Regions from separate parts of the Homo sapiens genome. Here region 2 is linked to region 1. A link is an interaction called in ENCODE POLR2A ChIA-PET data of the cell type or tissue named here. Cell type or tissue: MCF 10A. All regions are shown on one strand. Each heading gives the region's core, and the rest is flanking DNA. Links, peaks and the distances in the headings are about the cores only.

Region 1 (8,334 bases), core at 232-8,231:
TGTTTTAAAGTTCTACGACCATTCTTTGTGTTTACAAATGAATTCATATGCACTATCAGGTGTGGAAAATACCTATGCGTATCATGTAGTTCCAGAGTATATAAGGAACTCAAACCACTCCACAGTATACAACAGACAACCTGATTAAATGGACAAAGAACTTGAATAGAAATTTTTCCGGGCGCGGTGGCTCACGCCTGTAATCCCAGCACTTTGGGAGGCCGAGGCGGGTGGATCATGAGGTCAGGAGATCGAGACCATCCTGGCTAACAGGGTGAAACCCCGTCTCTACTAAAAATACAAAAAATTAGCCGGGCGCGGTGGCGGGCGCCTGTAGTCCCAGCTACTCGGGAGGCTGAGGCAGGAGAATGGCGTGAACCCGGGAAGTGGAGCTTGCAGTGAGCCGAGATTGCGCCACTGCAGTCCGCAGTCCAGCCTGGGCGACAGAGCGAGACTCCGTCTCAAAAAAAAAAAAAAAGAAATTTTTCCAAAGAAAATAAACAAACGTCCAAAAGTCAGATGAAAAAGTGCTCACCTTAAATAATCATCAAGGAAATGCACACCAAAACCACCAGGAGAGATCACCTCACACCTGTTAGAATGGCTGTTATCAAAAAGTCAAAAGACCACGTGTTGGTGAGGATGTGGGGAAAAGGGAGCCCTTGTACCCTGTTGGCGGGAAAATGAATTAATACAGCCATTATGGAAAACAGTCTGTAGTTTTCTCAAAAAATTAGAAATAGAGCTAGCGTATGAGATCACAATCCCACTACTGGGTATATATTCAAAGGAAATAAAATCGCTGTCTCCAAGAAATACCTGCACTTCCACATTTATTGCACGGTCACTCACAATAGCCAAGATGTGGAAACAACGTACAAGTCTGCCAGCAACTGGGTGTATAAAGAAAATATGGTGCACACACGAAGATGTTACACAGACACACACAATGGAATACTACCAAGCCTTTAAAAAGCAGGACACAGACACACACAGCGGAATACGACCAGCCTTTAAAAAGCAGGACACAGACACACACAGCGGAATATGACCAGCCTTTAAAAAGAAGGGAGTCCTGGCCAGGCGTGGTGACTCATGCCTGTAATCTCAACACTTTGGGAGGCCGAGGAGGGTGGATCACTTGAGGTCAGGAGTTCAAGACCAGCCTGACCAACATGGTGAAACTTCGTCTCTATCAAAAAAAAAAAAAAAAATTATCCAGGCAAGGTGGCATGCGCCTGTAATCCCAGCTACTAGGGAGGCTGAGGCAGGAGAATCACTTGAACCCAGGAGCCAGAGGTTGCAGTGAGCCGAGATCATGCCACTGCACTCCAGCCTGGGCAATAAGAGCAAGACTACGTCTCAAAAAAAAAAAAAAGGAAATCCTGCCATTTACGCTAACATGAATGAACCTTGAGGATGTTATACTAAGTGAAATAAGCCGGACAGAAAGACAAACACTCCATGCTCTTCCTTATACATGGACTCTTAAAAAAAAGAAGTAGAAACTCATAGTCATTAAGAGCCAAATGGTGATTCCCAGGGGAAAAGAAAAGGCATTGGTCAAAGGGTCCAAACCTGCAGCTGTGGGATGAACACACACAGAAGCCTGGGTGCAGCGTGGTGACTGCAGGTACCAGGAGCATCAGAAGTGGCTGAGAGCCAGATCAAAGCCGTCTCACCGCACTCACACCATGGTGACTGCCTGAGCGATGGATGCACTTGGCTTGGTTGTGGTGATGATTTCACACTGTGGACAGACATCAAATCATCATGCTGTACACCCTGCATATACACCATTTTTATTCATCATACATGAAGCTGGGAAAAAAGTTTTGTAATAATAAAATACAGTTATTTATAACTTTATAATAAAAGTAATATTAAAATTAAGTTAAAATAAAAGCACAATGTGTTTTGTAAAAAATGGTGTCATCTTCTCCCTGCCTGCTTTAGGCCCTAGATGTGAGCGTCCATATCTGTGCGTGCAGTCTCTGCCCAGGGAGTGCCTCCTGCAGTGGGGAAGGCTCTCTCCAACACCAAGACACTAAGTACAAACCCTGAACCAAGGCCTCATGCAGCCTGACGAGGAGGGAGCTGCTGACTTCCCCAGAGAGTCCCTCACTCCCTCACCTGTCTCTCCATTCCAAGACCCCAGGGGGAGGTGAGAGTGATGTGGGGACCCCAGGGGGAGGTGAGAGTGATGCGGAGACCCGGGGGGAGGTGAGAGTGATGTGGGGACCCGGGGGGAAGTGAGTGATGTGGAGACCCAGGGGGAGGTGAGAGTGATGAGGGGACCTGGGGAGATAGTGCTCCTTCCCCCATGAAAGGATGGATTCGTCCCCTTACAGAAGAAGCCTGGGGGAGCCTGTCTGCCCTTCCACTGTGGGAAGACGCAGCAGGGGGGCCACATCTGCTTATAGGAAGGCTCACCAGATGCCCAGTGTACAGTGCCATGATATCGACCCCCCAAACCTCCGGAACTGTGAGGGATGGAGTCCTGGCATCGATAATTTGCCCAGTCTGCAGCATTCTTGTCATACAGGCTGAAGGGACCAAGACACCATGCTAGCTTCATCTTGCTGTGTAAGAAGCCATGGAAATTCAGTGGCTAAAGACCCCCGTGTGTCTGCTCACAGCACCGTGTTTGGGAGCCAGGTGGGGCTGCACTGAGTCCTCTGCTCAGGGTCTCACCAGGCTGAAGTCAGCACCTGCCAGGGTCGGGTCGCATCTGAGCTCTGGAGCCTCTTCCAAGTTCACCAAGTGCTGGCAGGAATCAGGCCCTTGCCCCTGGTCTACTTCTCTCAAAACCCTGCCAGGTATGTCTTCAACACCAGCGGGGGTGACCCCTCTGCTTTCTCCTAAAGGCACCTGGGTTAGCTCAGGTACACCTAGGATAATCTCCCTAACTTCACGTCAGAAGATTTGAGGTCTTCATGATGTCTTAAAAGTCCCCTTGTTGAATGACGGGATCCAATCGAGGGAGCGAAGCCCAAAAGACTCACAATGGGGGCGACAGTCACACGTTTAGCACAGAGTCCTCGCGTGGGAGACACTTCCTGCCGCCACATCAAGAGGAGAGACGCTTCCACCGTTTAAAGTCAAGGCTGAGCCTTCATGTAAGTGTCAATACCATAGGCACTGCCCTAGCAAGTTAAAAATCCACGTGATAATTTTAAATCCTTAGACACAAAAATATTAATAACATTCTTCCCAGAGCTCGCATGTGGCCGATGCTTGTGATCTCACAGCAGAGGTTGCTCTGCTAAATCCTAGGCTGAAGTTTTGGGAGGTCCCTGTGCTAGTTGGGGCTGGCTCTTTGCCTGGAATGGACACCGTGCCCACCACCCCTCCTGCCCCACGGTTCCTCTGCATCCGCCATTCCCGGGACCCTCCATGTTCACTCCCCAGACCTGCACTTGGGATCGTTTCCTTCTGTAGACTCAGCCCATCGCTAATTAACAGGTAGAGTCCTAGACTTTAATTTATTGCATTTTCTCCCTTTAGACAGGAAGCCACGTGAGGTCAGGAGCTTGTATCTCCTCATGGAGTGTGTGTCATGTGTCCTGAGTGTGGAGCAAGCGTGCGGTGCATGGTAGGCCACATAAAGGTCAACTCCCTGACGAGAAAAGCTCCAGTTACTATGCAGAGTAAGCTGAACTGGCAGGACGGCCAACAGGCACGCAGCTCGTGAAACGTAGTCCCCCCAACGCAAATACGTGTTCCAGCATGAGAGGAAGGGACATTCCTAGGAGCCAGAAGCAAAGACACGACTCAAAACAACAACCCGGGCAGCTGCAGCCCTGAGGCCTACAGAGGCAGGTGACAGGGACGCCAGATGGTACAAGCTTCCAGTCAGGAAAGGTCCTGAGGCCCCTGCATAGAGCCAGGTGCTGATGGGAAGTATCAGGGGACCCCACCCCCATGTGAGTCTCTCCAAGGGAAAAGCATCCCCCTGTAACCTGCAGGAGCCCAGATCTGGCCATGTATGGGTGTGGTGTCTGAATTAATACCACCCACCTTGTTTAGAATGTAAATGAAAAATGAAAACAAAAAGGGTCTGAATCCAGTGAAACTGCAAACGTCCTGGCCGACTTCAATGTGAAATTGTAGGGAGAAAGATTTCCCAGGCTACAGCAGGCAGAACTCCTGCAGAAAACCCCTCTTCAAAGGTAAGTCCCCAGGCAACAATGGACAGGAGAGAGAGATGGGGAGTTGAGAGCAGGGGAGAATGCATGCCCTCAGAAGTAGAGATGACTGAACTGTCTGACAAAGACTATAAAATCAGCACTATGCCGCTCCCTCCAGTAACCCCACTAAAGCCCAGAACCAACTCACACACGCTTCCCATCCAACCCCAAGGTGTGCTGATGGGCGTACAGAGCATCAGTGCCCACATATGCTGGCTGCACCTCTGGATGCCCGCACTGCTCCGCCCCACCCATTGTGTGTTCATGAATCAGCTCAGCTGGCTGTATTTCCAAACCTGTGTACTGCTATTATTTTTTTATTACATGATTTAATGAAGTGCCATGAAAAACAAGAAAATCTGATATAAAATGAAAAGCAGACCTCAAATGCCTTTGAAACAATGAATGGCTACAGGAGAAAAACCTCTTGTTGCTTTGTGCAAAAGTAACAGTGAGAAAAGGAACATCATCTACCAGCTAGCCTGATTGCAGACTCCTAGCCCATGCCATGGGTACCAGCAGACCTTGGGGTATCTCATAGCACCAAGGGAAGATTAACTGTCAATTTAGAATTCAGTTGTCAATCCAGACTGAGGGAAAACAGTGGCACATTCAAAGACCTGAGAGAAGGTATGACTCAGGAAACCTCACTGAAAAATCCTGAAAGAATTCGCCCTCATTGAAAGGATACACCTGAGTGAGAAAATATTGAACCCGTGAGTCAGAGGTCAGAGGCAAAAGAGTGAAGACATTGTAAACACCTGGGAGACCCTGGGAAGGGCGTCATAGCAAGGAGACACCAGGAGGCCGGGCAGTGTGGCTTATTGGATAGCTTGGTGGGGAGAGAGTTGGAATGGAAGATTCCCAGGGTCTCTGTACAATCAGAAGATTAATAGAGATACTGGCCACCTTTAGCCAACTTATGGTTAGACCTGGCATTAAAACCAGTAGTGAAAAAAAAAAGGAAGTAAAGTAAATTCTGTTAATTTAACAGAAGACGGGAAAAAGCTGGGGAGACCAAAACAAGGCGTGGCAAACAGACAACAAAGGAAAGTAACAGCGTGACTCAGGGTTGGGCAAAGGTTTCTGAGGGCACACAAAGTAATAACTATTAAAAATAGATAAATTGAACATAATTAAAATGTAAAACTTGTTTATTAAAACACATCATTCATAAATAGGTAAGCCATAGAGAAAGATAAAATATCTGAAAAGCATGTGTCTAACAAAGCACTAGTTTCCAGGATATATAGAGAAATCATCCAACTGCATATTAGAAAGATAACATAATTTTTAAAAAATTGAACATTTACTTAGGAGAGAAAGATATGGCCAGTCGTCAGCACAAGGAAACGTGTAACATGATCAGCTATCAGGGACACACCAATTAAATCCACAGTATGAAATCACCACACGCCTCTCAGAATATCTAAACCTTAAAAAGACCCACAACACCAGGTGTTGCTGAGGATGTGAGGCACACGTTACAGAGTACGGCATGATGATTCCGCATGTGTATAAATCATGTAATGACCACATCAAGGAAATCAGTATATCTATCATCCTAAACACTAATCACCTCTTGATGATGAGAAGATTCCAAAACGTCTTCCAGCAATTTTGAAGTGAGCAGTAATACACCATTGCTAACTCTAGTCACCCTGCTAGGGAATGGAACACCTGAACTTATTCCTGCCATCCAGCCACAGCTTCATACCCTTGACCAATCTCTCACCACCCCCTCACTCTCTCCTCCCCTGAAATTGTTACCTATTTGCTAGGCATGTGAAATGGTGCAACTATTGGGGAGAAAAAATTCCAGCAACTTTTGAAAATGTTAAGGATACACTCGCCTGAGTGCCCAGCACACGCCTTTCTAGCAATGTCATCCAAGAGGAGTGAATATGTGTCCATGGCATACCCGCATGTGAATGTCCACAGCAGCTCCCTCCAGCATAGCCAAAGCGGGAAGTAGCCTGGGTCTGGTGTAGGAGGATGGATGAACCACCTGTGCTGTGCTCCCCCCAGCATAGCCAAAGCAGGCAGCAGCGCCAGGTCTGGCATGGGAGGATGGATGAACCACAGCACAGGCTGTGCCCCTAGGCTGGAGCGGCGCTCGGCAATGGAGAGACCTGCACTCGGCAATGGAGAGACGGGAGCTCCTGCCACGCGCAGTGACACGGCTCAATCCCAGAAACATCCTGCTGAGCAGAAGACGTCTACACAATGCTTACACTCCACAACCCCATTTGACATGATGTTCTAGGTCAGGCAAGGCTAATTGTGATGGAAAAGTAAAACAGATGAAAACAAGAGTGGCTGCCTCTGGGGGCTGGGGGCCAGGATTGGCCGGGTAGGCCCATGAGGGAGCTTTGTGGGGTGACGGCCTCCGCGTGACGGCCTCTATGTCGTCTTTTTAAAGGTTTGGGCCTCACAGGTGTGCATTCGTCAAAACACGGAGAAGGTTTTATTAAGATTTTGACATTTTGTTACATGTAATATTTACCTTCAAAGGAAAAAAATGTAAACAAATACTGAACTCTAGATGACAATATGCATGCTGAGATTTTAGGGGGATGTTTACAATGTCTGCATTTGCTCTGATGTGCATGGAAAAAGATAGAGGCTAAGAAATGCCACAAAGCAAGTGCAGTAAAAGGTTCATGATAGACTAGAGGTATTTATTAAAAATTATAAAACACTTTCAATTTTGCTGAATATTTTTAAATTCTTATTAAAATGTTGAAAATAGTAACATAAAAAATAAGTCAATAAGATGGTAGAATTAAACCATTTATGCCTAAGGTAGCAATCAGACATTGGTGATCACCTTGAGCAGTAGGATATAAATCCGACATGCCTAGCGTTCCATTATTAGAACATTCCGTTATTGGAACCTTCCATTATTGGAATGCTAGGCATAAAAGGATTAAGACCAAGTATATTAGCCGTCTAAATACAAGGAGGCGTTAAGCCTCTGTAGGAAGTGACACAGACACAGCGACCTCCTGTCTCCTGCCATATCTTGTCCACCAGAGGCCGTCACTGGGCCCAGCCCACACACAAGGCAGGGAGCCCCCAAGGGTGGGATCGCAGGGTCACTGGGGCCGTTTTGGAAGCCGCCTACCATGCCCCATTCTGACTTGGTTGAACCCTCCCCAAACCTCCCCTGGTTCTTTCTCTCACCATGCCCACCACCTGGGAGCACGTGCTTGTCTTAACTCTCCAAGTCCTTAGTCATTTCCTTCACACCCCCACCTTCCTCGGAGGTGGCCACCGGAAGAGCTTGGATGACCAGCCCAGGCCTTTCTGTTCTAATCACCTATGTACTTGGGCACACATACCGCTCGCCGGGCTGTGGAGTTGTTGTTTTTGTTTTAATAAGGCCACCGATACTCCACGTGATGATCTGGTGGCCTCGCTGGGTGTCCTCGGGAGGCCACTTTGACAGACAGGGAGGCCGTTTCTGCACTCTGCTGCGTCAGACCTTGCTGGTAACTCCGGGCCTCTGCAGAGGAAATCTGCATGTTTAAAGAAGAGAAGGTGGTTTTAAAAACAAACCACTTTTGCACCTACAATGTTTTCAGCATTTATAAACTTTTTTCTCCACAAGCTGGATACCACCGTAGTAACTCATGATAATTATTAATTCAATTCATAACTTAGTAGGGGAGAGCTTGAGCTCTAATAAGGCTCCAGTCGTCTTAAGGGAGGGATGAAAGATAAAAGGGAAAATCTGAGTCATCCATCCAGGCTGATGTCCTGGGGCCCCACCTGCATGGAAATTGTCCCACAGGGGATGAGGGAGTCATTTGGTATCAGAGAAAAACCTAGCCAGAGCGGCCTTCAGAAGAGGATCAAAGCCCCAAGCAGGTATTTCTGGGAGAGTTCACAGAAAGTGTTCTAGTTTTTTTTGTTATAAGGAAAATTGAGCAAAAGTATTAATGGTACAAAGAATCTACAACCAAGAATTCTCCTGGCCAGAGACTACATGTGAATGAAACTGGGAAATATTCTAGTAGACAGATACAATGGTGGGAATGCCAGTCAATGGAGATGGATTTTATTTGAACCAGGCTAAGAGTGGACCAATCACAAACCAATAAGCACACTATTGGCATAAGTTAAATCCTGGGTCTCCAAT
Region 2 (8,334 bases), core at 46-8,045, 160 kb after region 1:
ACTGACCAACCTCGGGCCTGGACCTTCGAGGTTTAGGGGCCAATTTCTTATTGACCAGATGCCCTCCCAGCCCCAGGCCTTCATTATGATTATGAATCCTTTCTTCTGTTACCCAAGTTCATTGTAAGAACATCTTCTAGAAAGAGCTCATCAAATAGCTCAGAAGAGAGCTAGGCCCTACATCACTCTTTGCTAAGCATTTATACCTTGAGATAATTTTAGGTCGTATTTTTACTGTTTGGACTACATTGGATTAGTTAATATTTTGATTTACCAATGTAATACATAGTCATTTCAGAAAACTTACAAATAAAAAAAGGATTGAACAATAAAATATGATTAAATAAAATCCCACCATTTGTAGAAAAACCAATGTGGATATTCTTGGAAACTGAGAAATGATTTCCATACAGGGACGTGCTCATGCCTTCGGAGTGCTGTTCAGTCACTTCAACAGGCCCCAGGTGTGACGCAGGCTCCCGACACCTTTTCCCATCACTGCCCACATGTTCCCATGAATCTGATCTCGTCAACAACAAACAACCAACAACAACAAAGTTTAGTCTTACCTGTTCAAGACTTTCATGTAAATGGAATAATTCAGTATAAACTAGTTGGCATTCAGCTTCTTTCCCTCAGCACTTTTACTTCTTTATTTTGGATTAATATGACTTCCATTTCCCATTCATGTCTTACTGCAGTGGCTAGTACCTCTTGTACTATACTGAGAAGAAGCGGTAAGAGCTCTTTATCAGGTTGAAAAATTTACCAACTATTTTCTACCAACATTTGCTAAGAGTTTTTAAGTTATAAAACGGTGTTATATTTTCTCAAATAATTGATTTGCATCTATTGAAATGACAATATAATTTTTCTTCTTTAGTTAATTTGGTGAACTACATTGATTTATTCTCTTATGTTAAACAGATGTTGCATTTCTGGAATTTTCTAGAATCATGATTAAGTGGTCCAACTTAATCATGATATCTTATTCTTGTTACTTATTGCTGAATTTGATATGCTTATGTTTTGTTAGTGATTTTTGCATCTATGCTTATGAAGGCTATTGGTCTGTCAATTTCTGACCTTATAATGCCTTTGTCTGGTTTTTGAATTCTGGTTATAGTAACGTCATAAAATACTTTAGGAAATGATAGTTCCTCCTCTAGTTTATGAGTTTATATAGAATAGATGTTACTTCTTTCTTACACACTAGATGGAATTTACTAATGAAGTTGTTTGGGCCTGGAATTTTCTTTATAAGGAGTTTAATTATGAATTAATATCTTTAACAAATATAGGGCGATTTAAATTTTCTATTTTTGCCTGGGTTTATTTTGGTAATGTGTGTCTCTCAGGGAATTTGTCCATTTTATCTAAGCTGTCGAATGCATCAGCATGAAATTGTTCGTGTCATCACTCATTACCCTTTGCGTGTCTGCAGGACCTGTTGTGATGCCCCTTCCTGGTTCCTGACATTGATGATTTGTCTTGCCTTTTTTTTTTTTAAATAATCAGTCTTGTTAAGGGATTTTCAATTTTATTAATCTTTTGTTTTTTTCCTTGAGAAAGAGTCTCATTCTGTTGCTTAGGCTGAAGTGCAGTGGCATAATCTTGGCTCACTGCAACCTCCGCCTCCTGGGTTCAAGTGATTCTCCCACCTCAGCCTCCCAAGTAGCTTCCTTCTACAGGTGTTCAAACCACCATGCCCAGCTAATTTTTGTATTTTTTGTAGAGACGAAATTTCGCCATGTTGCCAAGGTTGGTCTTGAACTCCTGAGCTCAAGCAATCTGCCCACCTCAGACTCCCAGAGTGCTGGGATTACAGGTGTGACCCATTGCACCCGGCCTTAATCTTTACAAATAACAAATTTTGGGTTTGTAAATTTTCTCCGTTGTTTTATATTTCATTAAATTTCCTTCTGTTTTTATTATTTCTTTTTTTTCCTGCCTACCTTGACCTTAATTTTTTTCTTTTTTAACTAGCTCCCTAAGGTGGAAGCAAAGATAATTGATTTAAACTTTTTCTTCATGTCTAATATAGGCATTAATCAATTTCTCCTTAAGGACTGCTTTAGCTCCATCCCACAATTTTTGTATTTGATTTCAATGTTCCAAGTTGATTTTCTTGAGTATATGATGGGCATCTTTCAATAGGTAGAATTAAATTCAGAAAACTTACAAAACACAGACAGGGTTGAACAATAAAATATAATTAAATAAAATCCCACCATTCATAGAAAAACAAATGTGGATTTTTTGGAAACTGAGGAATTATTTCCATACTGAGAAGTGCTCATGCCTTTGGAGTGCTGTTCGGTCACTTCGATGGGCCCCAGGTGTGACACAGGCTCCCGACACCTTTTCCCATCACTGTCCGCAAGTTCCCATGAATCTGATCTCATCAACAAAGTATATAAAAAATATATATATATCTACTGGGTCTGGCTTTGTCATTCAGACTGCAGTGCAGTGGTGCAATCTTGGCTCACTGCAACCTCTGCCTCCTGGGCTCAAGCCATCCTCCCATCTCAGCCCTCCCAAATAGCTGGGACCACAGATGTGCACCACCACACCTGGCTAATTTCTATATTTTTTTTAGAGACAGGATTTCACCATGTTGCCCAGGCTGGTCTCAGACTCCTGAACTCAAGGGATCCTCCCACCTCAGCCTCCCAAAGTGCTGAGATTATAGGTATGGAATTATAGTGTTTGTTTGCTTTTGTTTCCTTGAGATGAGGTCTCACTCTGTCTCCCAGGCTGGAGTGCAGTGGCACAATCCCGGCTCACTGCAACCTCCTCCTCCCTGGTTTAAGCTATTCTCCTGCCTCAGCCTCCCGAGTAGCTGGGATTACAGGTGCACGCCACCATGCCCAGCTATTTTTATATTTTTAGTAGAGACAATGTTTCACCATGTTGGCCAGGCTAGTCTCAAACTCCTGACCTTAGGTGATCCGCCCGCCTCGGCCTCCCAAAGTGCTGGGATTACAGGCATGAGCCACTATTCCTGGCCAGAATTATAGTTTTAAATATCAGTTCTGTTCCATTGTGTTAATTTAGTCTTCATTTACTCCAGTTGCATCTGTGTTGTATATTCTTTGACAGGCTTTTATATTTATTATTTTCTCATATTTTTAATTTCCTTTATTTTCATTTTAATTTCTTATTTGTATCTTCTTATTTCTGTTCTCTAAGTCTCTTACTGTGCTTTTGGTTATATATGTTTTCCCTTGGGCACCCCATAATTTGTCCTTACTTTCTGTTATGATTTCTGTCTTTTTCTTCAGTTTCTTACTTGAATGTTGCTAGCTGTAATTTTATACCTTCCAGTATTTATCTATTTGTATTCTGAGTTTTTGAGCCTCTGATTTGTGATGACCTTTTAAATCTGCAATTGCTTGTTTATCTTGGAGGGTTGTGGTACACTTTTCATTAGCTTTGAGGATTTTTTGAGGTAGGTTTTTCTCCTGCTGAAATTTCTATTCTTATTCTCAATTTTGGCTCTCTTATAGTCAATTTTTATGGCTGGACGCTGATTTCTTATTTTGTTCAGGATTATTTGTGTCAGATTTTCCTGAACCAGTGGTAGCTGATGCCTTGTGCAGGGAGTCTGGGTGTTTTACTCCATTTTTTAGTTTAAGAGCACCCTCTTATCGGCTACAGTAAAGTCCAATTTGTTTGATAAATGACAACTTTGGGGGCCTGTTTCTTTCTGATTCTTCGATAACACCCTGGGTCAGTAGCGCCCTTATCAAAGCGGCATCTCCCCCTTCCAAGAAGCTTTCCTCTCCCCAGACAGTTGTCCACAGGATTGCATCCATGGGTCCTGTGCATATTCCAAGCATCGTCCTTTCAGCTCCCAGCACAGCTTTCTGATCTGCCTTAGACCTCCTCTTTGTCTCCCTCTCTCGGGGAGCAGACGTCTCCTCTGGTGAATGTCATGGGTTTCCTCCTACACGTGGGCACTGCAAACCCTCCTGTCTTCCAAGCACACTCCAACTCACTCTGCTCTGCTGTGGGCCCCCTCGCCAGCTCTGATGGGTTCAAATGTTTGTTTCATCTTTTATGTGTCAGTTGAAGTTTGTGTTATTTGTTCTCTGTGTTCTGTTTGGTTGGGGGTGGTTTTGTTTGCTTTCTTTGTGCTTTTATAGAGGATATGTGGACAGATTTGGATCTAAGGGACAGTCATTATCCAACAGGTCCCAGAAGCTACTCCTTCCCCTTCTTCATTTCCTTTTTCAGTTTCCCTCACTCATATTGAACACTGCACCCGGGAGTGTCTGCAGCTGAACTCCCAGCAACCCACCTGTGTGGCACATGGGACACAGACTGAGAATAATGAAGGCCCAGGTGTGAGAACTGATTTGATGAGGGCTGCGGGTGTCCAGGCCTCCCGGGTGTGGCAATGGCTCTGCAGGCTCAGAAAAGCACTGTGGAGTGACTGCACTTGGCCTCCCTGGACATGTGCTGAGGATAAACCACACCAGTGAACCTTTTGGCAAGATGCATGAGCCACGTACACAAAATGGGTCCACGTCCCCCAGAACCCGGCAGCCACGTGGGCTCAGCCCATGGCAACACATTCATTTCCAACTTTGCACATAATTCTGGCTGAGGCAGGATTCACCATGCCCAGCTTATAGCCACATCTGGCCAATCTGGTTCAACATCCGTGTAATGGAGTTGTGACTTGTTCTTCAGTTGCCGTGGACCCCCAGGCTGAAGGTCATATAACCTGAGCATGCCCAGACAACCCACGTGTGCAACATGGGGGAACCTAAGTGCTGGGGCTGGGGAACGGGGACCGAATGAGGATCCAGGATCCAATCAGTGGAGCCCCAGCATCAGCCCCATGGCAGCACAGCTCATTAGTGCATACTTGGAAGACCTGGTCCAACCCCAGCTCGGGGAGGCAGATCTGGGCACTTCCTCCTGTCTCCTGGCCAGTCGACTCGCAAAAAATCTTTCTTGCTGCAAAACCCAGTGCTTCGGTGTTCGGCTTTCCACTGTGTGCCGGCAGACGGACCTGGTTTGATTCGGTGACAAGCCTGAGAGCATGCATCCTGCAGCTCCTCCTACTACAACCTCGGCGCTGTGCGGCAGCTCTCAGGACTCACCTGCACTCCTGCCTCACCCCCGCGAGCCCTCCCTGAAAGCTGAGCCCTCACATGGCTGAGATCTGAGCCGGGTGCTTGGCCTGGATGTGCCCCATGAGGTCCTTCTGATCCTGGGCCAGTCTCTTGTGATCCATAACCTGTCCTGCTGCTGACAGAGCTCCCAGCCCTGCCAAGGGGACCTCCTATGGGGCTGCCCCTGCTTTCCTAAGCAGCTGGATGAATCTTGATCAATCACATCCTGTAATGACTGCAGTGTCACCTTACATTTACATGGTGCACATTGTTATTCTGCACTGTAAACAACAGGCATAGAATTCAGTTGTCGACTTGGATGAGCTAGTCCACACCAACCGGAATGTCCACAAAAATGTGAGTGTACTCGTCATTGCTCCATGATCTCATATCATCCCCACTAAACACTGTGAGATGAAAATTATGATCCCTGTTTTATAGGTCAAGAGCACCCTCTTATTTGCTATAGTAAAGTTCAATGTATTTAATAAATGGCAACTTTGGGGCTCTGTTTCCTTCCGACTCTTTGATAACACCCTGGGTCAGTAGTGCATCATCATCAGCTACTTTCTCCTTTTCTTTCACCATCAACCATCTAAAGTACATCTCCCCCTTCCGAGGAGCTCCCCTCTCCCCCAGACAGTTACACATGAGAACAAACTATGGAACAAGCCACAAAGAAACTGAAGCTTGAGGAGGTGAAGTCCAAGGTCAAAATCATAGTGAGTGGCAGAGAAAATGCCAGCGTCATGGAGCCGATGCTTTGGGACTGGTGATTTGTTTCACAAATGAATTCTTTCTTTTCCACAAAGGATAGGTTTGATTACACACTGAGGTCTCCTCCATCTGATATTTAAATGTACATGTAGAAGATTTTTCCCACAGCTTTTCAGAAACCTGCACTATGGACAGTGAAGGGAACTTGTGTTCACAAAACAGGCATCCCCAGAAGCCTGGAGAAAGGAGAGGCTGCTGGATGTGCCTCAGGACACAGCCAGGGTGTCATGCCCTGACTTTCACCTTTCTCTAGGAAGCCGTCCAGGTTTTCTGCCACCAGTGCTTGCTGTCACAGCGGCTGCTGCTGCCACACAGGCACCACCCGGCGAGGTGGGGGTTATGTGAATTCAGGTTTCCAGCCCTTCTCAGTGCTCCTTAGAAAAACCAGACGACGTGCCTCAAAACAAGGAAAAATAAAACAAGCAAGCAGTGTCTCAGCCCCTGGGCCCACACATAACCACCACTTTTCTGTAAAATAAAACTTGAATACATTAAAAGTGTCTGGAAAACACTCCATGGGGAGCCTCCGAAGCATCCAAAGCGCATGGTGCTTGCTGGCCGGGGCTGTGCTCGCCCCAGAAGGGCAGAGCTTGGGTGAGCCCTTTGCACGCACATTTTATACCTCCAGGGGTCATGGTGGCCTCGGGAGACCGGGCAGAGTCCTCTTCTTTTTAAAACTGAGGTGAAATTCACACAACACAAAATTAACCCTTTTAGAGTGAGCAACTCGATGGCATTTATCACACTCGCAGTGGGCAGCTGCCACCTCTGGACACTTCAGGGCAGCTTCATCACCCCAAAAGGAAGCCCCGCACCCATGAGCAGTCATTCCCGTTCCTTTCTCCCAGCCCCAGGCAGCCCCCTGTCACTGCGGAATTACCGGTTCTGGATATTACATGTAAAAGGAATTGTGCGCTCTGTGGCCTTCTGTGTCTGGCGAACCCCACTGAGCACGGTGTCTCGAGGTTCACCCGTGCGGTTCCCCGTGTCAGTGCGGCGTCCCTTGCTGTGGCGGAAACATATTCCCTTCTATGGAGGCCCCATTATGCACTCAGCCGTCAAGGGGACGTCTGGGCTGCTTCTGCCTCTCGGCTGCTGCGCATGCGGTTTCTATGCGCATGTGTGTACTCGTACTTCTTGGAGCCCCTGTTTTCGATTCTTTTGTGGATAGGCCTGGAGGTGGGATTGCTGGGCCCTATAGAGATTCTGTGTTAACTTTCTGAGGAGTTGCCCTTTGGTTTTCCACAGCAGCGGCGCCACGTTCCATTCCCACCCACGGTGCACGAGGGCCCCAGTTCTGCGCAGCCCCCGGGTCCGTGTGGCCCTGCATGGCCGCGGGCTCCAGCGAACACTGCGGGAGGTGGCGCCAGAGACGTTGGCCTCAGGGAGGCCCTCCTGCGGGGTTCCGCCCGGGGCCGGGAGGCCTCTGCTCCTGCCCTCGGTGTGAGCTGCTTCGTGGCCAAGGGAGAGCCCAGACAGCTGCTCCTCGGACTCAGGACCTGGCCCCAGGCCACTCCGTCTCTCCTACGACTCGGTTGCTGAGCCCAGAACAGAGCGTACATGTGACTTTACCCGCAGGGGCGCTCCTGGAAGTCTGACCAGGGTCGTCGCCAGGGAGCGCCAGGCTCCACGCTCACCTGCCAGGACGGTGGTGCGGTCCAGCGGTGCGGTCCTGCGGTGCGGCCCAGCGGTGAGGTCCTGTGGTGAGGTCCTGTGGTGAGGTCCAGCGGTACGGTCCTGCCGTGCGGTCCAGCGGTGCGGTCCAGCGGTGCGGTCCAGCGGTGCGGTCCTGTGGTGAGGTCCAGCGGTGAGGTCCAGCGGTGCGGTCCTGTGGTGAGGTCCAGCGGTGAGGTCCAGCGGTGCGGTCCTGTGGTGAGGTCCAGCGGTGCGGTCCAGCGGTGAGGTCCAGCGGTGCGGTCCTGTGGTGAGGTCCAGCGGTGAGGTCCAGCGGTGCGGTCCTGTGGTGAGGTCCAGCGGTGAGGTCCAGCGGTGCGGTCCAGCGGTGCGGTCCAGCGGTGCGGCCCAGCGGTGAGGTCCAGTGGTGTGGTGGGTTCTGCCAAGTGATCGCGTGGGACATCACTGGCGTCTCGCCAGGCACCAATTTCTTATGACCACCGGGGCTGGGCCTCATCAGCGGGTTGTTCAGAAATGGTGGAAGGCACGTGGTGCGATCTCTAGGAAGTCAGCTCCCCTCCCCTCATCAAGGCCTGGCTAGCAGCAAAGGGATGGCAGGAGCCCCTCAACCCCACCCACACACCCCACAGCCTCCATGACAACGAGGGTGTCTGTGAGCTCATCCCCCCGCCAGCATCTGTGGGCTCCACTCCGCCTGGACGCCACGCTGGCTGCAGGTGGGCGGGTATTGTCTGCTCCTGAATTCCTTTCCCTGGACAGAAGTGACCCTGTGTGACCTTCAGCTGCAGAGCAG

What was found. Peaks named below come from ENCODE experiments on the same cell type or tissue, not always from the same donor. Only the 100,000 strongest peaks of a DNase experiment are listed, where the experiment ranks them.
Region 2: POLR2A ChIA-PET joins it to region 1 with 6 read pairs; 1 of 35 experiments calls an interaction of 5 or more read pairs at or near these places.

What each region holds. Positions count from the first base shown.
Region 1 is chr5:1,933,186-1,941,519 of GRCh38, reverse strand. It overlaps LOC124901165 (keratin-associated protein 5-5-like), which reads right to left. Exons shown (of 5, transcript XM_047418003.1): 2 at 7,535-7,711; 3 at 1,579-1,750. LOC105374618 (a long non-coding RNA gene) reads right to left here. Exons shown (of 13, transcript NR_171679.1): 2 at 7,535-7,711. Among named protein-coding and RNA genes, the nearest start is that of CTD-2194D22.4, 50 kb to the right of the region's middle. In MCF 10A, for the core only: no CTCF peak of the experiment used is centred there; a DNase peak (open chromatin) is centred at 4,909.
Region 2 is chr5:1,768,462-1,776,795 of GRCh38, reverse strand. No RefSeq gene overlaps it. Among named protein-coding and RNA genes, the nearest start is that of MRPL36, 27 kb to the left of the region's middle. RefSeq lists enhancers at 4,573-5,072, 6,762-7,468, 7,469-8,177. In MCF 10A, for the core only: a CTCF peak has its summit at 3,924; a DNase peak (open chromatin) is centred at 3,895.